Regions from separate parts of the Homo sapiens genome. Here all the other regions are linked to region 2. Evidence: chromatin loops called from intact Hi-C (ENCODE). Cell type or tissue: PC-3. All regions are shown on one strand. Region 1 overlaps FUT8 (fucosyltransferase 8). Region 2 overlaps FUT8 (fucosyltransferase 8). Region 3 overlaps FUT8 (fucosyltransferase 8).

Region 1 (8,000 bases), 72 kb after region 2:
ATTAAAACTGTAGATTCAATCCAACATGACAGATATTTATAAGCATGTTAAATCAAGTTTAGCCGAAAGCTGCCTTCTTACTTCAGTTTAGCCTAAAGGTTTTTGAGCTATAACAAGTGGAGGCATATTGTGAGCTATAACAAGTGGAGGCAGAAACAGACTGTAGCCACACTTGTGCCAGTCACTAAGTTTTGGCCAATCAAATGTAGTCAACTGTTCAAACTGTGTTCAAATAAGGCAAACACCAACCTGTAACCAGTCCAGCTGTTTTTGTACGTCACTTCCTTTTTCTGTATGTCACTTCCTTTTTCTGTACATCACTTTCCTTTTTCTGTCCTTAAATCTTCCACCATGTGGCTGTGCTGGAGTCTCAGCGCCTACTCTGGCTTAGGAGCGTGCCTGATTTGCAGATTGTTCATTGTTCAGTTAAACTCCTTTAAATTTAATTCTGCTGAAGTTTTTCTTTTATCAAGTACCTAATATGTCAGACGCAGTGTTGTAGACTTTAGATTTCAGGAGAAGGAAGAGAAAGGAAATAAAACATAATGTAAATGTCTATAATATATGACAGAATATGAAAAGGGTAATAAGAGATTCAGCTTACCTATATTTTGGCTTAGGCAAAGAGTTACCCACCTGAATCTGCTCTAAGTCCATGAGGCTTGTTTACCACAAGTGGCAAAGTAGGAATTTTGACCATTTCGTGTCTCTGTCTCTCCCTCCCCACCTGCTTCCCTTCTCTCCTCCCCTTTATCTCCCCACTCCCTCTCTGTCTCCCCATCTCTCTCCCTGCCATAAGGTGAAAGTTTAAACTTGGGCTCTCCAATAGTTGCAGATAGGAGCTTGTTGATTTTTTTGTGTACAAGCGTGAATCAGTGGCCAAGTCAAAGTGCCATAAGGAATGTACAATTTTTAGACTTTGGTGAGTATTGCCAATGATATAGCGTCTAGATTTTAATATCTGCATTGTATACCTTTCCAGGGCATAGAGGATTAAAGGGGGACTTTAGAAACAACTATTTCAGTCATCTGTGAAGATACTTTTTACAGAATCCCAGACTTAGCTTGACGGCTTTTTATAGTGAGGAATCTTTCTATCATGTAATGCAGACCACTTTATTATGGGCTCCAGTATTTGGAGTTCTTAGTCCCAAATGACCACCTTCTCCCTCTGTTATTCTGTATTCTTTTCATTTTGTTAGATATATTTTGGCTTGACTGAAGAGAGAACCTGTTGATGGGGAAGCTAGGAATAGAAAGAGAAGGGATAGGTTCAGGAAGCTTGACAAAAAAGGAAATAATGGTAGTAATAATGGTTAATAATTCTTAGCACTGAAGTCTCAGGTACTGTGCTAAATGCTTTTCTTATATTATAACCTATAGAATTGATGTTTTAATATTAAATATTAATTAAATGAAAGATTAGTTTGATAGTAAATAATAGTATTTACCCTCTGTTACAGAAAAGAAACTGAGCTACAATAATTTGCCCAGCAAAAGGTAGAGTTCTTGCTGGGCTATTGATTCTAGAGACCAAACCTTTAACATTGCCATGTATTGTCTCTTAGGGATAACCTTGGAGGCCTCTTTGGGAAAAATTTTCTCCTTTTTTTTTTCTAAGTATGATAGTGTTTGGAAATAAAAGATTAACATTTCAAGGCTGGTAATTTGGGTGGAAGTGGGGAGGAGGTGAATAAAATTTATTCAATATTTTAAGGTTAGATGAAGAGATAAGGAAAGGAAGGAACCTGGAAGCAGATGAGTGAATGTAATATGCTTTGTTAGTCAGGGAGAAAGGAAATTTTGGTTTAGCTGTTGTAATGACTACATTTTATAATACTATATAAACATGCAAGTTTGATCTTTGTATAGTTTAGTAAAAGCTATGGTCATTAGTTTATAGTCCAGTGCTGTCCAATAGAAATGTAGAGTGAACCACACATGTAATTTTTTAACTTTTTGTTAGCTACATTTAAAAAGCAAAAAGAAGCAGTTAAAATTGGTTTCAGTTATTTAACGTAATGTATTCAAAATATTTCAACAACTAATCAATATAAAAATATCAATTAGAGTTTTACATTCTTTTATTCATATTAAGTCTTTGAAATCCATGTGTATTTTACACTTATAGCACATCTCAGTTCAAACTAACCACATTTCATATGGCTACATTTGGCTACTGAATACCTTACCAGACAGTGCATTTACATACTATTAGAAGAGAAAAGGTTTATTGTAGTTGCTATGTTCATAAAAAGTTTCTGATTGAATTACAAGTAGATGGCTTATTCTCCCTCTGTATGTAACAAACAAGGAGTGAAGAGGAATCTGGGGCTGCAAAGCATCGCTCTCCAGTTGTATCCAGAGAATCTACTCAGGAGGGGCAACGTATTTTTTTATTTTTTATTTTTTAAATTTTACTTTAAGTTCTGGGATACATGTGCAGAATGTGCAGGTTCGTTGCATAAGTATACATGTGCCATGGTGGTTTGCTGCACCTATCAACCCATCATCTAGGTTTTAAGCCCCGCATGCATTAGGTATTTGTCTGAGGAATGAAACTATAAACATATTAAATCCTATAAAAAGAAAAAAAAGTAAGGTTCTGAAGGGTTCCAGAATTCAGGAGACGGAAGAGAAAGGATATTTTTTATACTTAAGGAAGTGGGGAGGAAGGTTTACCAAATGTTTAGGTTTCTGCTGATTGAGGCTTTGTTGTATAGTTAGAAGGACTTCCAAGAGACTCCAGAATTTCTGCTATCGTAGTTCTGGGCTCTGGTTTTACCTAAAAACTCAATGCTTTTTCTCTAGATAGAGCTCTGGAGGAGAGGCACACAGTTCTTACTTAGTGTGAAACATGGTGTTTGTTGGTTTAGGGACTTTGTACCTCTTTCTGGAACCTTTCAGAACCTTTTTTTTTCTTTTTATAGGATTTAATATGTTTATAGTTTCATTCCTCAGGCAGGAATTACTGAAGTTTGCTTTTCCCTTAAAAAAAAAAAAAACCCAGTAAATTAAATAATCACATTTAAAAAACTATAGCAAATCTTTTCTAACTATGAAAGTTAAAAAAAGTCATGTATTCTTTGTGAAAAGTTAGGTAATTGAGATACCTGTTTTTACATATTAAATGAACAGGTCTCAAGCAGAGTTTTCACTTTGGCTGCTGCTTCTTGCACTGGGGTTCCTTGGGCAGGAGCACTCTGGTGAATCATCACCTCTGGTTTGGATGTAGTAGTACTGGATATTTTGTTTCTTTTAAGGAGAGTGTGAACAAATGGGAGTTATGTGTTCCTCCGGGGTATGGTCCATTTGTATATTGCTCTTTATCTGTGTATCATATTTTATTTGGCTAAGAGCCTAATTATAATATATTTAATTTTTAAAAATCTTAGCTATTTGTAGGGTTTAAAAAACTAAACAACAGCAATAGGATTTGTATTGCTAATTGAGAGATACCAGGTTAAAATACAAGTTTTCTATATAATTTAGCAGAATAAAACACACTTATCATTTTTCCATTTTCTGAATTTGTAATATGCTAATGTTATCAGTATATAATATTTTTTGCTATGACTAATTGTGTTATATTTGTTGTGAATGTAGTCTTGGTTCAAGTAGGGGTAAGGAGGTATTTTGGAAACCAGTGCTTACCATTTTGGGGATAGGTGGTGGGAATAGACAAGCTAGAAATACACTTGGAAGGAAGAAAACCATTTAGTAGGAACTTGAGATGAGGGGAGAAACAGACATTTTTAGGAAAGTGTAGTGTTTTAAAAAATAAATTTAGACACAAAAAATTAATCATTAGGAACATAATCAGATTTTAGAAAAATTTAAGTAGAAAAAAATCACGTTAAATAGATAACTTTGAAGTAAATACTAATTATGTTTATATTTTGAGGGGAGGAAATAAGTCTCTTAGTTGGCCCCCTTGAGGCTGCCTAGATGTGGAGAACCATAAGACTGAGTTTGTACCATCTTTGAGTTAAAAAGCTAACCCTGAGTGATTTTGGAATAGATTCCTTTAACATATTTTCAGTCATATTCCTTTTAGAATTATTATTACATAGATTTCCTAATTTGTAATTCTCAAGTGCTGTGAAACATTAAACATTTTTAGCAACCTCAACCCATCATAGTCCTATGACTGCCCTTCTTTCACTTTTAGTCATATAGGAACATTTATAAGAGTATCTGATATGGTTAGACTTTGTCTCCTCACCCAAATCTCATCTTGAATTGTAATCCCCATAATCCCCACGTGTCAAGGGAGAGACCTGGTGGGAGGTGACTGGATCATGGGGGTCGTTCCCCCATGCTGTTCTCATGTTAGTGAGTTCTCATGAGATCTGATGGTTTTATACGTGTCTGACAGTTCCTCCTTCACCCACTCGCTCTCTCTTGCCTGCCGCCATGTAAGACATGCCTCTTCCCCTTCTGCCATGATTGTAAGTTTCCTGAGGCCTCCCCAGCCATGCAGAACTGTGAGTCAATTAAACCTCTTTTCTTTATAAATTACCCAATTTTGGGCAGTTCTTCATAGCAGTGTGAGAATGGACTCTGGCCATGATTTTCTTGGTATGACTCAGGAAAATTCTTCTATGGGGTATGGCTGTGGAGTGGTTTTGTGCTTGCTGTTGTTGCCGTGGTGCTTCAGAAAGTTAGCCTAGATTAAAGAGTTCAGGTTTTGGAGTCACATGGGTTGTCTTGAATTCTGTCTCTGACCCTTAACTACCCCTGTGACATTGGGCAAGTTACTAGACCTCAGTTTCCTCAACTGCAAATTGGAAATAATAGCAACCACCTCCTAGGGTTGTGATGAAGTTTAAGGATAAATGCTGCTCTTTTTATTGAGCATTTATTTATTCCAGCCAGACACTGTGTTACATACTTCATATGCAGTATATAATTTAATTTGTATGTGTATATTAGAGTATGTAAAAGTTCATTTCCAACGGTAATATATGTCCAGTAACCGGTTGCTATTACTTTTTCTATATGTTGATTCCTTAATCAGAAGTTGATGTTCCTAAGATGAAAGATGGGAATGGGCATTTTGATCAGATCTGAAGGACTTGTTTGGAAGTTGACAGTGGTTTGAAGGTGAAATATTTACTAGAGTGTGGTTCAAGGATAATCTGCATGGTAATTACCTTGGAAGCTTGTTAAAATGTAGAGTTTTGTGTTTGTCATCTGAAACTCTGAGTCTGAATCAGGATCTCTGGCCGTGGAGCCCAGACCCTGCAGTTTTATAAGCTTAATCATAATTCTTATTCTCTATGAAGTTTTTGAATCATCTTTTTAATTTATTCTTCCCGATGATTAAAAAATGATTCTAATGATTTTTAAATATTTTTATTTGATGTAATGAGCTTTCCATTTTATTGGTAATGGAGGTGGTAAATTTTTTCCATTTAAATGTTTACATATATGTGATTTTTGTATGTTATAAGAGTTTAATGGGTGGTGACATTCATTCAGCTAATGTTTAGTAAATATTAAAATATTAAAATTTATAAAATACAATTTACTTATTTGGAGTATTTTAAAATGAATATATCATTTTATTCAGTTATTCAAACAAAATGATTGTTGAGACTATGAGTAAAATAGTCTCAATTTACTATAAAATATGTCATATTTTACTCAGTTTATAGTCTCCGAATAGGGTGGGAAAGGAGAGCAGATTGAGAATGTGCTGTTATGAAGCTAGGTGGAGAGGGGAAGGGAGCGATTTTCTGCTGCTAACTAGAAGAAAAGCATAACTACAAATAATTTATATAACTAATAAGATTTCAAAGCAGATAGAAATTTTCAGGGAGTTTTGGTCAGAGTCATTTTATTAGTCATATTATTTAATGAAAGAATAATCAGGAATGCTCAGCCTCTGTGTTTTCTACTATTGCTTTGCTCCCTAAGAACGCTCTTTTAGATTTTATCTGTCTATTCTTTTGAGTTTTATCTTTGCCTTCCTGGGAAGTCTCACTCGACTTTTTAGGAAATCAAGTTGTATCCCCACAGTGCTTCACATGACCTTATTTTTTTTAGATTCTTCAAGTAAAATCTTACTCAAAGGAACCAATAAATTGCCTCACGTCATAATTTTAAACTTAAGTGTTTGGAAGACTAATTTCAGTGAGTCTTTGCATTGGTATCTTTAGCCCACAAATCTTTTTGGCTCCAGTATCCACTTTAATAATTCTTATGGGTTAAGTAACTGTATTTTTAATATCTGTAGTTTTGTTCATTATCAGAAACTAGGTCACCAGGGTTTGTTGTGTCATTGTTAATTAAAAAGGTATTGTATGCTTTTTTTTTGGAATGTGCTTGTACTGAATGAAGCCAAAATATGTTAGTAATGCTCTGCTTTAAATACTCATAGAATATAATTTTGCATATTTTAAACTCAATCTATCTGCCAGTACAACAATGTTATTTATCTCTGAGAATTTTGACTATTCTTTCATGCTATTTAGAATTCAATGAATTGTTAAAACTTCTAGTAGGCTTTTTACTGACAGTCTCTGTCTGACTTCTCCTTTACAAGTTTTCCTCAATATTTTCAGAAGTAACATTTGGGTCTTACTGAAATAGGAATTTTTGGTTCTATAGTAGCAGATGGAAACAGTAGACTTTTTTAGAGGTTGGAAGCAGTGGGATACAGAGAAGGAGAAAAATCAGACTAAATTTATGTCATGCCTCTTTCATTGTGAAAAATAATTATAGCCTCATGTACATTACTTTTCTGAGGGTTGTAGTGGTGGTAATGGTTGTGGAAGTAGTAATAGTTGTAGGGATGAATTAAGGAGGCATTGGGTAAGAACGTGTCTCCCAACATAGGATTTCAGTTACTTCCCAAATATAAATAACAGTGGTTATTACCAAAAATTTTTCTTCAAGCGACAGTGATCTCACTGTATGTTGCCCAGGCTGGCCTGAAACTCCTAGGCTCAAGTGATTCTCCTGCCTCAACCTCCCAAGTTGCTGGGACTACAGACACACACACACACCACCATACCTGGCTGAATTTTTTTTTAACCAGAGAAGAGCACACTAATTTTTTCTTTACCCTTATAGCATTTTCATTACCAGTTATTATACTTTCATTCTGAATGATTTCAGAATGTTTGGGGATGGTGTTGATAAACTAGAATTATTTTGTGGTTAAGTAGAGGCCCTCAAACAGAGTACAGCTCAAGTCTCAGGTTTACCACTTTTTTTTTTAAGTAGTACATGGGGCAAATTATTTAATATCTTATTTTGCCATAACTAATTATTAATAAATATCTACTTTATAGGTGTGTTGATGATTAAATCAATTTGTAAAGAATAATGGGCTGGGTGCAGTGGCTTGTGCCTGTAATCCCAACACTTTGGGAGGCCGAGGTGGGAGGATTACTTGAGCCTAGGAGTTCGAGATAATTCTGAGCAACAAGCGAGGCCTCATATGTATAAAAAATGAAAAACTTAGGCTGGTGCGGTGGTGTGTGCCTGTAGTCTCAGCTACATGGGAGGCTGAGGCAGGAGGATTGCTTGAGTCCATCGAGGTCTATCCAGGCTGCAGTGATCTGTGATTGTACCATTGCACTCCAGCCTGAGCAACACAGCAAGACCCTGTCTCAAAAAAAAAAAAAAAATGCCAGCAAATAGTATGTGTTGAATATTTAGTTATAAGTATTATTCACTCTCTAAAATAGTCTTCTTAGTAAACTCTAATTGACCTTAGGGTAAAAAAATTTTTATATTTAAAAGCTCAGAAAAATTCAGCTTAGTTATTTTTAGGCTGGTGTTTGGTCTCACATACACACTTAACGCCCCTTTCAAACTGTTATGGAACAATGTTTTTCAAACTTTAATGTGCATATGGGATTGTGTAGGGATCATAATAACATGTAGATTCTTATTCAGTAGTTTTGGAATAGGATGAGATGTTACCTTTCCAACAAGCTCCTGTTGGTAATCTGGATGTAGCTCATTCTTATAACACACTTTGAGTA
Region 2 (8,000 bases):
GCTTGTAAATGCACGGTTGGAAAATAAGATACCCAACCTTTGGAAATTATTCAGGGAAGTGCATCTAAAGTTTAGAGAAAAGTTGGTTTCTTCATATTTTAATGACACTTTTCAGCACGTATAGTTCACCCTTGAACAGCACTGGGTTTGGGGCACAGACCCCCATCAAGATGAAAATCCACATGTAACTTTTATCTCCTCAAAAACTTAATTACTAATAAACTACTGTTGACTTCCAGCCTTACCGATGACATAGTCAACTAACACATTGTACCTTATATGTATTATATACTGTGTTCTCAAAGTAAGCTAGAGAAAAGAAAATGTTATTAAGAAAATCATAGGCCGGGCGCCGTGGCTCACGCCTGTAATCCCAGCACTTTGGGAGGCCAAGGTGGGCGGATCTTGAGGTCAAGAGATCGAGACCATCCTGGCCAACATGGTGAAACTCCATCTCTACTAAAAATACAAAAATTAGCTGGGCGTGGTTGCATGTGCCTGTAGTCTCAGCTATTCAGGAGGCTGAGGCAGGAGAATTGCTTGAACCTAGAAGGTGGAGGTTGCAGTGAGCCAAGGTTGTGTCACTGCCCTCCAGCCTGGCGACAGAGCGGGACTCCATCTCAGGAAAAAAAAAAAAAAAAAAAAAATCATAAGGAAGAGAGAATATATTTACTCTTCATTAAGTGGAAGTGGATCATCACAAAGGCCTTTATCCTCATTGTCTCCACATTGAGTAGGCTGAGAGGAGAAGGAAGCGGAGGAATTCGTCTTGTTGGTCTCAGCATGGTAGAGGTGGAAGGGGGAAGGGGAGGCGTGAGAGGCAGGCACACATGGTGTAACTTTATGGCAATACGTCATACTTCTGCCTTTTTTGCTTTTTCATTTCTCTGAAAACATTTCCATATGGTACCAATCCTTCTTCCACCGTTTGCTTTAGTTTCAGTGCCCATATCAGAGAAGGGTCCATGTCATGAAGGAGTCAAAAGCAGTCTTGAACAATCAGACAGTCTTCTGCCATATCGTCTGATGTCATTTTGTTTTCTTGCATTCCTTCTACATTACCTGGTACTGGATTGGAAGCACTTACCGAGTCATCTTTTTAAATTCCTCTTGTGTGATGTCTATTTCTTGAATTTCTCCAAGATTTGTATCTTGAAACCCTTTAACCCACCCCCCCCTTTTTTTTTTTTTGCCATATCCACAGTCTTTTTCGTGATTTCCTTGATTGGCCCTGTGGCAAATCCTGTGAAGTCATGCACAACATCTGGACACAGTCTTCTCCAGCAGGAATTTATTGTTTCAGGCTTGATGGCTTTCATGGCTTTTTCCATAACAACGACGGCTTCTTCAGTGGTGTAATCCTTCCAGACTTTCAGGATGGTTTCTTTATTGGCATTCTCTTTCATAGAGTTGACAGTACTTTCTGTAGTGTACTGTGTCCAGTGATCCTCGTGACCCCCTGATTTAGAAGCTGAATTAGAGACATTTTGTTTGGGGGCAAGTAGACTACTTCAGCACCTTTGGTGTTGAACTCATGGGGTTCCGGGTGGCCAGGGGTATTGTTCAATAATAAAAGAACTTACAGGCAAAATACTTCCTGACTTCAGGGACAAAGCATCAATGGAACCAATCCAGAAAAAGGGTTCTCATTGCCCAGGCTTTTTTTGTTCTATGACCAAAAGACTGGGAGCTGGTGTTTATCTTTTCCCTTCAAGGCTTGGGGGTTTGTAGCATTATAGATAAGGGCAGTTCTGATCATAAACCACACTGCATTTTCACCAAACAGTAGAGTTAGCCCATCCCTTCCTGCCTTTAATCCTGGTGCTTTTTCTCTTCCTTACTAATGAATGTTTTTTATGGCATTGTTTTCCAGAATAGGGCACTTTTGTCTATATTAAAAACTTGTTTAGGCGGATATTCTTTCTCCATATTTCTTTTTTTTTTAAGAGATAGGGTCTTGCTCAATTGCCCAGGCTGACATGCAAATGGCATGATCATAGCTCACCGCAGTCTCAAACTCCTGGACTTAGGCAGTCCTCCTGCCTCAGCCTCCCGAATAGCTGGGATGCAAGTGTGCACCACTATGCCTGGCTAATTTTTAAATATTTTTTATTTTTTTGTAGAGACAGGGTCTCACTGTGTTGCCCAGTCTGGTCTTAAACTCCTGGCCTTAGGTGATCCTCCCACCTGGGCCTTCCAGAGTGCTGGGGTTACAGGTGTGAGCCATTATGCCTTCCCCCAGCTAATTAAAAAAATGTTTTTTGTAGAGGCAGGGTCTCGCTGTATTGCCCAGGCCCAGGCTGATCTTGAACTCCTGGCCTCAAACGATCCTCCTGCCTCATCTTCCCAAAGTGCTGGGATTACAGGGATGAGCCACTGCACCTGGCCTCCTCAGTGATTTTCTTTCTTTCTTTCTTTTTTTTTTTTTTTTTTCGAGACTGAGTCTCGCTTTGTCACCCAGGCTGGAGTGCAGTGGCGCGATCTCGGCTCACTGCAACCTCCGCCTTCCGAGTTCAAGTGATTCTTCTGCCTCAGCCTCCTGAGTAGCTGGGACTACAGGTGTACACCACCACGCCTGGCTAATTTTTGTATTTTTTGTAGAGACGGGGTTTCACCATATCGGCCAGGCTGGTCTCGAACTCCTGACCTTGTGATCTGCCCACCTCGGCCTCCCAAAGTGAATGATTTTCTTTCTTTTTTTTTTTTTTTTGAGATGGAGTCTGGCTCTGTCGGCCAGGCTGGAGTGCAGTGGCGCAATCTCTGCTCACTGCCAGCTCCGCCTCCCAGGTTCACGCCATTCTCCTGCCTCAGCCCCCTGAATAGCTGGGACTACAGGCACCCATCACTACGCCAGGCTAATTTTTTGTATTTTTAGTAGAGACTGGGGTTTCACAGTGTTAGTCAGGATGGTCTTGATCTCCTGACCTCGTGATCCGCCTGCCTCGGCCTCCCAAAGTGCTGGGATTACAGGCGTGAGCCACCGCGCCCGGCCTAAGTGAATGATTTTCTTAATGTCATCTGGAAAGTCGTCTGCTGCCTCTTGGTTGGCAGAAGCTGCTTCTCCTGTTATCGTGACGTTTTTAAAGCCAAAACTCTTTCTAAAATTATCAAGCCATCCGTGGCTGGCATTATATTCTTCAGCTTTAGATCCTTCGCCTTCCATTTGTTTTAAGTTGTATAATGACTTTGCTTTTTCTTGAAACTTATTAAAGTTTATAGGGATGCCTTTCTTTATAGCAATCCTGTACCCCTATAAAAGCTACATTTTCAACATGAGATAAAAAACTATTTCACAAAACGTGCACAATTTTTGCATCTGCTGGTGTGCCTTCAGCAATGGCTTCATGAATTCTTTTTTTACAATGGCCCTTATGCTGGATTCATTTATTTTGAAGTAGCACGCAACTGCAGCTGCAGACCTCAATCTACAGTACGTATCAAGCAATTCACCTTTTTCTTGTAATGCCATGATTTTTCTCTGCTTCTTGGGAGCACTTCCGGCATCACTAGTGGCACTTAGGTGTCATTTGAGGTTTATAGTATCGTACTAAACATAATGAAACCGCGAGAGATCACTTTTTACTGGAATATACAATTTATTGGAAAGATGAACTGCTTGCTTGGAGATGATTAATGTCACATGGTACTTTAAGCAAATATTCACTCTTGAGCTCACCTCATTAACAACAGGAGGTGGCTACAAAATTATTTCAATAGTACAGGGTGTAGTACAGTTAAATTTATGTAGTTATGATTTAATACTGCATCTTTACTCTTTTGAGACAGGGTTTCTCTCAGTGTCAAATGCCACCATGTGTGGCTAAGTGTGTGGTATAAGTTGTGACAATTTTTAACTTTTTATAATAGATTTGTATATATTTGTAGTAGTAAATGATAAAATAGACTAGTATCTACATATATTTTAAGCACTCATGACATACCTCTTACTTTCTATTTTTCTTTTCTTTTCTTTTTTTTTTTTTTTTTTGATGAAGTCTCATTCTGTCACCCAGGCTGGAATGCAGTGGCACGATCTCGGCTCACTGCAACGTCCACCTCTGGTGTTCAGGTGATTCTCCTACCTCAGCCTCCCGTCTTTTTCTTTTTTTGACCCAGGGTCTCACTCTGTCACTCAGGCTGGAATGTCATGATTCAATCATAGCTCACTGCAACCTCTGCCTTCTGACTCAAGCGATTCTCCCATTTCAGCCTCCCAAGTAGCTGGGACTGCAGGTGCATGCTACCATGCCTGGCTCATTTTTGTGTTTTTTGTAGAGACAGGGTTTTGCCATGTTGCCCTTGTCCAGGGTGGTTTTGAACTCCAGTGCTCATGATCCTCCTGCCTTGACCTCCCAAAGTGCTGGGATTACAGGTGTGAGCCACTGCACATGGCCTACTTTTTTGATATTTCTAGGTTATATGGTTGTCTATGAATATTTTCAAATTGTCACAAACCTCCCCCAAATTTATCAACATATTTATTGAAAAACATTAGCATATGAGTGGACCCTCAAAATTCAAACCTGTGTTGTTCAAGTTTTAAGCCCTGAGAGCTCTAAGAGTTTAAAGCTAAAAACAATTAGAAAAAAAATGGAGTTTCTTTTTTTTTTTTTGAGACGGAGTTTCACTCTTGTTGCCCAGGCTGGAGTGCAATGGCACGAACTCGGCTCACCACAACCTCCACCTCCTGGGTTCAAGCGATTCTCCTGCCTCAGCCTCCCAAGTAGCTGGGATTAAAGGCATGCACCACCACACCCAGCTAATTTTTTTGTATTTTTAGTAGAGACAGGGTTTCTCCATGTTAGTCAGGCTAGTCTAGAACTCACGACCTTAGGTGATCCACCCGCCTCGCCCTCCCAAAGTGCTGGGATTACAGGTATGAGCCACCATGCCTGGCCGTTTTTTTTTTTTTTTTTTTTAAACATGAAATGTTCTTTTTCCCCCTGGTTTTATTGAGGTATAATTGGCAAATAAAAATTGTATATATTTAAGGTGTACAACTTGATGTTTTGGTATATGTGTAGATTGTGAAATGTTTACCACAATCATGCTAATTAACACATCCGTCACCTCACATAGTTATTTTTGTGTGTTTGTGTGGTGAGAACATTTAAAATCTCCTTTCTGGCTGGGAGCAGTGGCTCATGCCTGTAATCCCAACACTTTGGGAGGTTGAGGCAGGCGGATCATGAGGTCAGGAGTTTGAGACCAGCCTGGCCAACATAATGAAACCCCATCTCTATTAAGAATACAAAAAATTAGCTGGGTGTGGTGGCGGGCCCCTGTAATCCTAGGTATTTGGGAGTCTGAGGCAGGAGAATTGCTTGAACCTGAAAGACGGAGGTTGCAGTGAGCTGAGATCACGCCACTGCACTCCAGCCTGGGTGACAGTGCAAGACTCTGTCTCAAAAAAAAAAAAAATCTACTTTCTTAGCACATTTAGTGTGTACAATAAATATTATTAACTGTGGTCACCATGCTGTACGTTAGATCTCTCGAACTTACTCATCCTGAATAACCCTTTGGCCAACATCTCCCCATTTCCTCCTCACCCCAGCCCTTGGCAACCACCATTCTGTTCTCTGCTTCTATGAGTTCACCTTTTTTAGATTCCATATATAAGTAAGATCATGTAGTACGTGTATTTGTCTTTTTCTGCCAGTCCTATTTTACTTAGCCTAATGTCCTTCGGGTTCATCCATGTTATTTGCAGATAACAGTGTAAAGGGGAGGCAAACTTTACCTCCACCTTTTTAAAGTTTTTTTTTTTTTTTTGCTTGGCCTCACAAATTACCATAAGATAGATTATCAGGAGAAAAGCACACAAATTTATTCAATACAAGTTTTATGTGGCACAGGAGCCCTCATAAGGAAACAGACCCAAAGATACAGTTAGAATTGAATACTTACATACTGAATTGGACAAAGGATAATAACTTGTGAAAAATAAACTGGATTATATGGGGAGGCTTAAAGGATAGAAGTTATTTTAACAAAGTCTGTATGGAATTCTCTTTGTCTCCATATCCCGTCCTTGATGATAAAAATGTTGCTTTCCTTTTAGTTTAAGGAGGACATCATTCACATGGGAATTTCATCTGCTTTTAAGAAATAGAAGAAAGGTCAGAGCGCTCTTCTTACACCTGCTGTTTTTCAAGTGCCTTTGACTCAAAATAGTCAATATGTCAGAATGGCGTATTTAAACTCCAACAGGATTGTCTTACTTTTTAAAAGCTGAATATGAATCCTGTGTGTGTGAGCATGCACACACACATGCACACATAACACATTTTCTTTCTTTTTTTTTGAGACGGAGTCTCTCTTTGTCGCCCAGGCTGGAGTGCAGTGGTGTGATCTTGGCTCACTGTAAGCTCTGCCTCCCGGGTTCAGGCCATTCTCTTGCCTCAGCCTCCCTAGTAGCTGGGACTACAGGTGCCCGCTACCATGCCCGGCTAATTTTGTTTTTGTATTTTTAGTAGAAACAGGGTTTCACCATGTTAGCCAGGATGATCTCAATCTCCTGACCTCGTGATCCGCCCGCCTTGGCCTCCTGAAGTGCTGGGATTACAGGCGTGAACCACCGCGCCTGGCCTACATAACACATTTTCTTTACCCGTTTATCCATTGGTGGACGCTTACGTTGACTCCATATCTTAGCTATATGAATAATGCTTTCATGAACATTGGAGTGCAGATACCTCCTTGACATACTGATTTCATTTCCTTTGGATGTATACCCATAAGTGGAATTGGTGGAGCATATGGTAGTTCTATTTTTAATATTTTGAGGAACCTCCACACTGTTCTTTTATAATGGCTGTCTCAATTTACATTCCCACCAACAGTGTACAAGATTCCCTTTTCTCCACATCCTCATCTTTTGTCTTTATGTGAATAGCCATTCTAACAGGCGTGAGGTGATACAGAATTGTGGTTTTGATTTGCATTTTTGTGATGGTTCATCAGTATTTTTTCATATACCAATTGGCCATTTATATGTCTTCTTTTGAGAAATGTCTATTTAGGTCTGTAGCCCATTTTTTAATTGCATTATTTGTTTTCTTGCTATTGAGTTGAGTTCCTTATATACCGAATTCCTTCTTAGTAATTTTAAAAATAGCATTATTAAGGTATAATTTATATACCATAACATTCATAGTTCAAGTTCTAGTAAATTTATATAGTTGTGCAACAATTATCACAATCCAGTTTTAGAAAACTTTCATCTTCCAAAAAACCCATTCTTGTCCATTTGCAGTCACTCCCTGTGCCTATCCCCAGCTCCAGGCAACCACTGATCTGCTTTTTGTCTCCATGGTTTTGCCATTTCTTGATTTTTAATATTAATGGAATCATACAATAGTGTAGTCTTTTGTGTACTCCTCCTTTCATTTAGCATGATTCTGTTTAGTAATGGGAATGAATGGATAAAGTACAAAAGCTTTGAACTTGGAATCAGGAGACTTGGATACTAGTAGTGTGTGCCACCAAATATATAAACATGGTTAACCACTTGTCCCCTCTCGGCCTCTGCTTTTTCTTCCATAAAATGAATTATTTTGACTTTCTTATATCCCACTTTTCACAGCTGGGTAGACATTCACTGACCTTTTCTTAAAAGGTACATTAACTCTTCCTCTTAAATGTAGCCACTGTGTGTGTGTGTGTCTTTTTCTGGATCAAAAAAATGAGGCTTATGTCAGCTATGGTCTGAATGTCTCTTCAGAATTCTTACGTTGAGACCTAACCTTCACTTTGATGGTTTTAAGAGGTGGGGCCTTTGGGAGGTACCTACGTCATGAGCGCAGAGCTCTCAGGAATGGGATTAGTGTCTTTACTATTAAAGAGGCCTGAGGGAGCTTGAACCCCCACTTTCTGCCATCACCAGACACCAAACCTTGATCTTGCACTTCCTAGCCTCCAGAACTGTAAGCAATAAATTTCTGTCATTTATAAGTTACCCAGTCTAAGGTATTTTGTTATAGCACCCCAAACGGACT
Region 3 (8,000 bases), 170 kb after region 2:
ATCCAGCCGGTGTCTCTGAAGTTAAGTCCTCTCTCTTTGATATCCAGCCACTTCTCTCCTCTGCCGGCTGAGTCTGGGGTCTTTATAGGCACAGAATGGGGGTTGGGACGGGCCATAGGTAGTTTTGGAAAAGGCAGCATTCGATTGGTAAAAAGATATTATTGAGAAACAACCAATTGGGAGAGAGCGGGCACACAGGGATGGAAGTTTTCACTTTGGGCCACCGATTTCAGACTTTTCCACTCGAAGTTGGGATTTTGCCAGTGACTTGCCCCTGTCTGCCTAGAGTGTCTCTGCCTCCTCTGCCTCCTGTTGCTGTCAAAACCACTTTCAAATGTGTATTCTTAAAGTTTCATCTTATGCATTAGAATATTTAATCTTTGATAATGGCATTTATCTGGCACCTTATATTTACTGTATTTATTAATTATTGATTCCTGAGTCTCCTGAAAGTGTCTGGATATGGTTAATATGAGAGGATGTAATAATCAGAATGCCGTTAACTAGCATAATTTCAAAAATATTTTCTTGAACCCTGTTGTGTCTATTTGACTATTTTAATATGAACTAAAAATGTTAGCATTTCTTATTTGAGGTGAAATTATAAAGAAAATTTGTTTCCAGGGTTTACTTCATCCTCCTTAAAAGTAAAGTATTTTGTTTCCTCACTCTCATGTTATATACCTCAGTCTGGATTAGAACTAAAACCACTTACTTGATTTTGAGAAGAAAGTTCACTTCGAATTAAGTAGAATTGACATATATTCCTTATATTCTTTATCAAATAACTTGACGATTTATCTTCTACACCATTCTCTTTTTTTTTTTTTTTTTTTTTTTTGAGACGGAGTCTCTCTCTGTCACCCAGGCTGGAGTGCAGTGGTGGGATCTCGGCTCACTGCAAGCTCCGCCTCCCGGGTTCATGCTGTTCTCCTGCCTCAGCCTCCAGAGTAGCTGGTATTACAGGCACCCGCCACCACCCCTGGCTAATTTTTTTGTATTTTTAGTAGAGACGGGGTTTCACCGTGTTAGCCAGGATGGTCTCAATCTCCTGACCTTGTGATCTGCCCACCTCAGCTTCCCAAAGTGCTGGGATTACAGGCGTGAGCCACCACGCGCGGCCCACACCATCCTCTTATATTATTTCTAGCCTAAAACATTCTGCTGTGGCTGATAAACAGTTACTATGACTACCTTTGTTTTTGAAAGTATCAGGATAAATAGTATCACCTGGGCTAGGAAATATAAATTTATCTAATAACAGTAGAAATGAAGTTTGTAGAATGACCTGACAAACTGGTAATCTGGATTCTAAAACCTTTGGCAGTAGAATTGAAGATTAATTTTTGTCCTCTTCAGGCTCTGTGGGGTTTTTTTACCCTTTTGGAATGATTATTTTAACTGGGTTAGAGAAAGTATACACAGAGATGAACACATGCACATACATATGCAAAATGAAAAGTTGTAATTTTGATGTGTTTTGATTTTAAATATAGATTTGCTATAATAAAAACTACATCTTTTTATTTGGATGTGAGTGTGTATAGTTTGAAGATTAAACATACTTATTAATCATTGCTTTGACAGCAGCAATATTCACTTAGAACTCTTGATATTATCATATAATTTTATAGTATTCTTTCCAAAATTGTTAATTCATTTATAGCAGTTATCCAAACCATTGTTCTGTAGGAGGACTGTCTTCCTTTCTTACATGATCAGCTATTTTAATGTTACTGAAGTTTTTAAGAGCCATCTTTCTTTCATTCTTCAGGTTTTTGAAGGAGATGATGGTATGGATTTGCAGAATAGTTAGGGGAGTTACTTATTTTTTAGATAATTTTCAACCAATACCTTTAGGGTAGCATAAGAAGAAACCAAATATACAAATATCCAACCTCAAGAATATCAACTACAGAATTCTTTGATGATATAACACTTTTTTTTTTAAATGAAATCATAGTTTAAAATGCATGGTTGTTTTCTCTCATAGGACTTGCTATATTCTAGTCTTTTGAGTTTTCCAAGCATGGTCTATCTAAACACTTACTGTGATATGTAGAATTTTCTTAAATTTTCTCTAGACTGTAGACATCCTAGTTAGCTCAGCAGCATAATTCGTAAGAGGAAGCTGTTATCATATTCCTTATAATCCTTTTAAAATTTGAGGGCTATACCATAAAATTGTTTACCAGTAATCTGTGCTGTTCCACAATAGAACACAATAAATAATTTTGATAGGTAACATTTATTGAGCCCCTACTGTTTTGGAACATTTAGTCCTCAAAATAAGTCTTTATGGTACTATTGTTATTTTCATAGTACAGATAAGGAAACAGAGCTTAGAAAGGTTAAATAACTTGCCCAGAGTCACACAGCTAGGAAAAGTTAAGAGTCACACGGTAAGACTCTTACTAAAGTCTGTCTTCCTGTAAAAACTATAGTTTAAATCTCTATATTATTTTTCTGGATAATGCAGCTAACCAGCATTTTAAAAGGCGCTGATTTGAATGAGCTTTTCAGTGATGGTGGTGGATTAATCTGATTTATCCACACTATCAGGCCGGGTGCGATGGCTCACGCCTGTAATCCCAGCACTTTGGGAGGCCGAGGCGGGTGGATCACGAGGTCAGGAGATCGAGACCATCCTGGCTAGTGAAACCCCGTCTCTACTAAAAATACAAAAAATTAGCCGGGCATGGTGGTGGGCACCTGTAGTCCTAGCTACTCGGGAGGCTGAGGCAGGAGAATGGTGTGAACCCGGGAGGCGGAGTTTGCAGTGAGCCGAGATCGCACCACTGCACTCCAGCCTGGGCGATAGAGCGAGACTCTGTCTAAAAAAAAAAAAAACATAAATAAAAGAAGAAGAATGGTGCATATCACAGAATGGCTTGTCTTGGAGTAAAGTCCATGATAGTGTAACAGAATTTTTTTTTGGAGGCTTGGAAACTCTAAACATCTGTTATACAACATTGAGGACAGTAGCTCTAGTAGCACTGACTAATATGGACAACTAAATCAGTTTAACATTGAGCCAGGTATTTGTGACTCAGGCCATCTCACAGTGAATTTGTTCTTAATATGTTTTAATTTAAGCTGTTGGCCAGGCGTGGTGGCTCATGCCTGTAATCCCAGCACTTTGGGAGGCTGAGGCGAGAGGATTGCTTGAGCGCAGGAGTTGGAAACCAGTCTGGGCTACATAGTGAGACCTTGTCTCTACAGAAAATAAAAAATACAATTAGCTGGGCATGGTGGCGTACACATGTAGTTCCCAGCTACTCTGGAAGCTGAGGTAAGAGGACAGCTTGAGCCCAGGAAGTCAAGGCTACACAGTAAGCTGTATTTGCACCAGCGTGGGCAACGGAAAGAGACCCTGTCTCAAAAATTTTATTATTCTATTATGTAACAGTCATACAGTTTGGCTGTATTTACTAAAAAAAAATTTTTTTTTTCCGAGACGGGAGTCTTGCTCTGTTGCCCGGGCTGGAGTGTAGTGGCGTGATCTCAGCTCACTGCAACCTCTGCCACCCAGGTTCAAGTGATTCTCCTGCCTCAGCCTCCCAAGTAGCTGGGATTACAGATGCACGCCACCACCCCCAGCTAAGTTTTGTGTTTTTAATAGAGACGGGGTTTCGCCATATTGGCCAGGCTGGTCTCGAACTCCTGACCTTGTGATCCACCCGCCTCGGCCTCCCAAAGTGCTAGGATTGCAGGCGTGAGCCACTGCGCCTGGCCACAGTTTTTTTATTCTGTTAAATAATAGTGATGTGGTTTGGCTCTATTTACTATGTATACATCTATTTACTAATTTAGCTTTGAGTGTTTTTTGATAGAGATCTTTTTCTCATTTCTCCAGTTCAACTTCATTTTAATTACTGAATTATGGAGGAAAATAATGTGTTTTCATAGTAGTATAATTACTATTCCAAAGGCTGAAATATTATTGGAAGATATATTTTATTTAGAAGTTAAGTAAAAATTTACAAATACTTTGATGGTTCTTGGAACATATTTTTTTTCCCCTGAGGTCGAGTCTCTGTCTGTTGCCAGGCTGGAGTGCAGTGGCACAATCTTGGCTCAGTGCAACCTCTGTCTCTGGGGTTCAAGCGATTCCCCTGCCTCACCCTCCTCAGTAGCTGGGACTACAGGCATGCACCACCACGCCTGGCTAATTTTTTGTATTTTAGTAAAGATGGGGTTTCACCACGTCAGCCAGGATGGTCTCGATCTCCTGACCTCGTGATCTGCCCACCTTGGCCTCCCAAAGTGCTGGGATTACAGGTGTGAGTCACCACGCCTGGCCCAGAACATTTTTTAATAAGTCTCTGAACATAAAATTTAATTTCTGCCTGAGCCTTGTTTCCTACCTTATAAATGAGAAATAAGCAAACACAGACTCAGTCATCAGCTTTAAAGTAAACAAAAAAAATATTTTCAGAATATGGTATCAGTATCAGGCATATAAATAAGATAATCATTTTTCTGAAAAGAAAGAGGAGAAAACTAAAACTCATTGAGCATTACCATGTTTCCCCCCATCTCCCTATACTTCTAACAGTGGTTCACCTCTTCTTCATCTTTATTGTAAAGCATTTCTTAAAAATTGAAGAAGTGCTTGAAAGGAGGCAAAAGTTCCTTTTTGAAAATTGATTTATTTCTTGGTTTGGTTATGAGTATTTTTAGAAATATTTTAAATTCTTACTCATGCTAGGGAATGGCTGGTACAGGATGATAGGCAAGCTGCTTTAGTTTGGACCTATGTCATATAAAGGCCTTACAGCTCTGTTTCAGGAAGCCCATACTTAGATTCCAGGATACATTCCTGGGCCAGACATCTAGAGATACTCTTTGGTATGCAAGGTTTACAAGTCCGTTTTCAACATTTTGTCCTAAGTGTTCTGCTTCACTTCATAAACTAGTAATTGCAGTGTTATTATCATTTACCCTACCTTTGAACCTTATATTTAAAAGACTTACAGTAGTGTGAATTGGCACATAACCAAGGTCTTTCCATTTCTTAATAAAGCCATTAACTACTTTCTTTATTTGGAAAAAGAGATTTACAATAATCGTTAATTTTATTAGGTCTGCTTAATACATATGCTCTAACAAAAATTCAGTAATCTGCTGTAAATCCAGTGCCATAAGATATTTTCACCAAAGATTCTTGCTCTTTTGAGTACATGAAGAAAATTAAATGTTACTGTTGAGAGAAATGTCATTGTAGTCTAGAAAATTTTTTCAGAAAACCGATAGATTTTAATAGTAGAGTAACTTGATAAACAGGATTAGTATTGTACACTTTAGCCAAGTAAACGTAGAATAATGTGTCTAAATTCCCCACAACAATCCATTTCTTTCTTTAAAGATACTCATCTCTTAATGCAAAACCTGTTTGTAAAAGATGTGTCAATTGGATTTTCCATTTACTTGTATTTCAGTTTACAAATGCTCTATTTTCACTTCACTGATTACTTTAGCTGGTTATATGACAGAGCTTTGTTATTTTGTCCTGCCTTTACCACTTCATACTTCTTTTTCCTCCTAGCTCTAAGTAGTCAGTGATTTGTTTGTGTTACTTCATTTATGCAAAAAATATTAATGAAGCAACTACTATGTGTCGTGAGAATGTGTCATGTGCTAGGTATAGAATAGTGCCCTCACAGATTTGAATGTAGCGGGATAGAGTGACAAATAAGCGCTTACATTAAATAAGTGGTTATAGAAACAACTTACATTTAAATATCAGTAGGGGATGGGTTAAGAGATGATGATGTCTCCATGGGATGAATATTTTGCAGCTGTTAAAATATATAAAACATTTGTAAAAAATATGCATAAGACGATATTTGTAGTAACATGGGTTTCATGGGGACTAGACTTGTTATTATGTATAATCTTGTACCTTAAAAAATTTATTCACATATTTTCAGCTAAACTCTAATAAGATTTAAAGAAAATTTGCAGCATATGGAATGAGCAAATAAGTAAGCAATTACATTTCCATTTAAAAAATCTGGAGATAAAACATTGAATTATTAATCACTCATTGCCCTGATTTGTACATTTTCTCCAAATTGCCTTCTTTTAACACATTTGAAGTGAGCACAGACAACTATTCGTTCTACATTGTTCTGTTGTTGGCTGCTGGATGATGCAACAGTAGTCTAGTATACACTTGTCAAAGTAAATATGGACACGGATTTCCTTGGAGAATTGAGCCAGAAACCTTTTTAATGTTGATATCATAGTATCTTAGAGCTGAATTTAGATACAGATTATCATATGTGATTATTCTGTTAAAACTGAGATTGTCGCTTGTCCCTTTTACCCCTTCTTGGTTTGTGTGTGAGTCTGAAAGTTATAGTAAATTTTGAAAATTATAAATAAATAAATTCACACTTTTGCACATTAGGTAAAATGGATATGTATAGTCATTAGAAGCTGTTTATTTGAATAAAGTGATATTTTCTTTCAATAGTGGAACTGGCTTCTCCATGTATCGAATTTGACAAACTCTTATAAAGCTTGACATTTGAATAAATACAATTATTTGTTGTGCTTTTGCTGGGAATATTTCAGTCCTATGGGTGACCACTTAAAATTCCAACCAAAACAAACAAAACTGCATATCTATAATTTACTGAGTATAACTCTACCTTTCAGCCATATTAGTTTATATTTAGAAGTGGTCCGAATTATGTTAATCTTAGTAGTTTGTTGATATAATGCCACTATTACAGATTTTCTTTATAGATTGTTTAAAAAATTTTTTCTTATTATCATGTGAAACAAAATGATGTTATTTTAGCAGCTGAACTACTATGTAACCATGACTAAAAATTTAGTAGGTGATAGGCAACGGTGTTGGTTAATTTCTTCTGAATAAAAGACATGCTATATAATATTTTTACAGTAATATTCTAATAGTGTATTACTATATGATGCCAGAAGATCAGAATCAAATATCATTAATGATGAGCAACTACTTATTTTTTATCTAATTTTATTAACGCGTTTCTGCTGTTAAAGAGTACTTCAAATATATATGTAAAGCTCAGAAAATAATATAACCCCATGTATTTCACTCAGATTGAACAAGTATTGATATTTTGCCATATTTGCTTCAGATTGCTAGAATAAAATACAGATGTAACCTTTTTTTTATCTTTTGAAGTTTTGATGGTTTTTAAAAAAATTTTTTTTATATCCGTAAGTTTTTGGAGGACAGGTGGTATTCCGTTATATAAGTTCTTCAGTGGTGATTTGTGAGATTTTGATACACTCATCACCCGAGCAGTATACGCTGAACCCAATTTGTAGTGTTTTATCCCTCACCTCCTTCCCACCATTTCCCCCGAGTCCCCAAAGTCCGTCGTATCCTTCCTATGCCTTTGTATCCTCATAGCTTAGCTCCCACTTATGAGTGAGAACATAGGATGTTTGGTTTTCCATTTCTGAGTTACTTCACTTAGGATAATAGTCTCCAGTTCCATCTAGGATGCTGCAAATGCCATTAAATTCATTCATTTTCATGGCCGAGTAGCGTTCCATCTCTCACACACACACACACACACACACACACACACACACACACACACACACACACACACACACAGTTTCTTTATCCACTCATTGATTGATGGGCATTTGGTTCCACATTTTTGCAATTGCGAATTGTGCTGCTATAAACATGCATGTGCAAGTATCTTTTTCGTATAATGACTTCTTTTCCTCTGAGTAAATAACCAGTAGTGGGATTGCTGGATCAAATGGTAGTTCTATTTTTAGTTCTTTAAGGAATCTCCACACTGTTTTCCATAGTGGCTGTACTAGTTTACATTCCCACCAGCATTGTAGAAGTGTTCCTTGATCACCACATCCACGCCAACATCTATTATTTTTTGAGTTTTTGACAATGGCCATTCTTGTGGGAGTAAGGTGGTATCACATTGTGGTTTTGATTTGCATATCCCTGATTATTAGTGATGTTGACCATT

The links. Hi-C counts contacts between places; a loop is a spot of excess contacts. Peaks named below come from ENCODE experiments on the same cell type or tissue, not always from the same donor. Only the 100,000 strongest peaks of a DNase experiment are listed, where the experiment ranks them.
Region 1: a loop joins it to region 2, with 3 times the contacts of the local background. A loop is called at or near these places in 4 of 110 quality-filtered maps.
Region 3: it touches region 2 in a loop (5-fold over the local background); 21 of 110 quality-filtered maps call a loop at or near these places.

What each region holds. Positions count from the first base shown.
Region 1 is chr14:65,492,194-65,500,193 of GRCh38, forward strand. All of the region lies in intron 2 of FUT8 (fucosyltransferase 8), which reads left to right. Among named protein-coding and RNA genes, the nearest start is that of MIR625, 25 kb to the left of the region's middle. In PC-3, no CTCF peak of the experiment used is centred here; no DNase peak of the experiment used is centred here; H3K27ac peaks cover 503 bases.
Region 2 is chr14:65,420,570-65,428,569 of GRCh38, forward strand. The region is part of intron 1 of FUT8 (fucosyltransferase 8); the gene reads left to right. Among named protein-coding and RNA genes, the nearest start is that of FUT8, 12 kb to the left of the region's middle. RefSeq lists a silencer at 4,728-4,928 and an enhancer at 5,416-5,485. In PC-3, no CTCF peak of the experiment used is centred here; DNase peaks (open chromatin) are centred at 1,052, 4,162 and 5,532; H3K4me3 peaks cover 1,466 bases; H3K27ac peaks cover 3,254 bases.
Region 3 is chr14:65,594,786-65,602,785 of GRCh38, forward strand. The region is part of intron 3 of FUT8 (fucosyltransferase 8); the gene reads left to right. Among named protein-coding and RNA genes, the nearest start is that of MIR625, 130 kb to the left of the region's middle. RefSeq lists an enhancer at 1-176. In PC-3, no CTCF peak of the experiment used is centred here; no DNase peak of the experiment used is centred here; H3K27ac peaks cover 1,950 bases.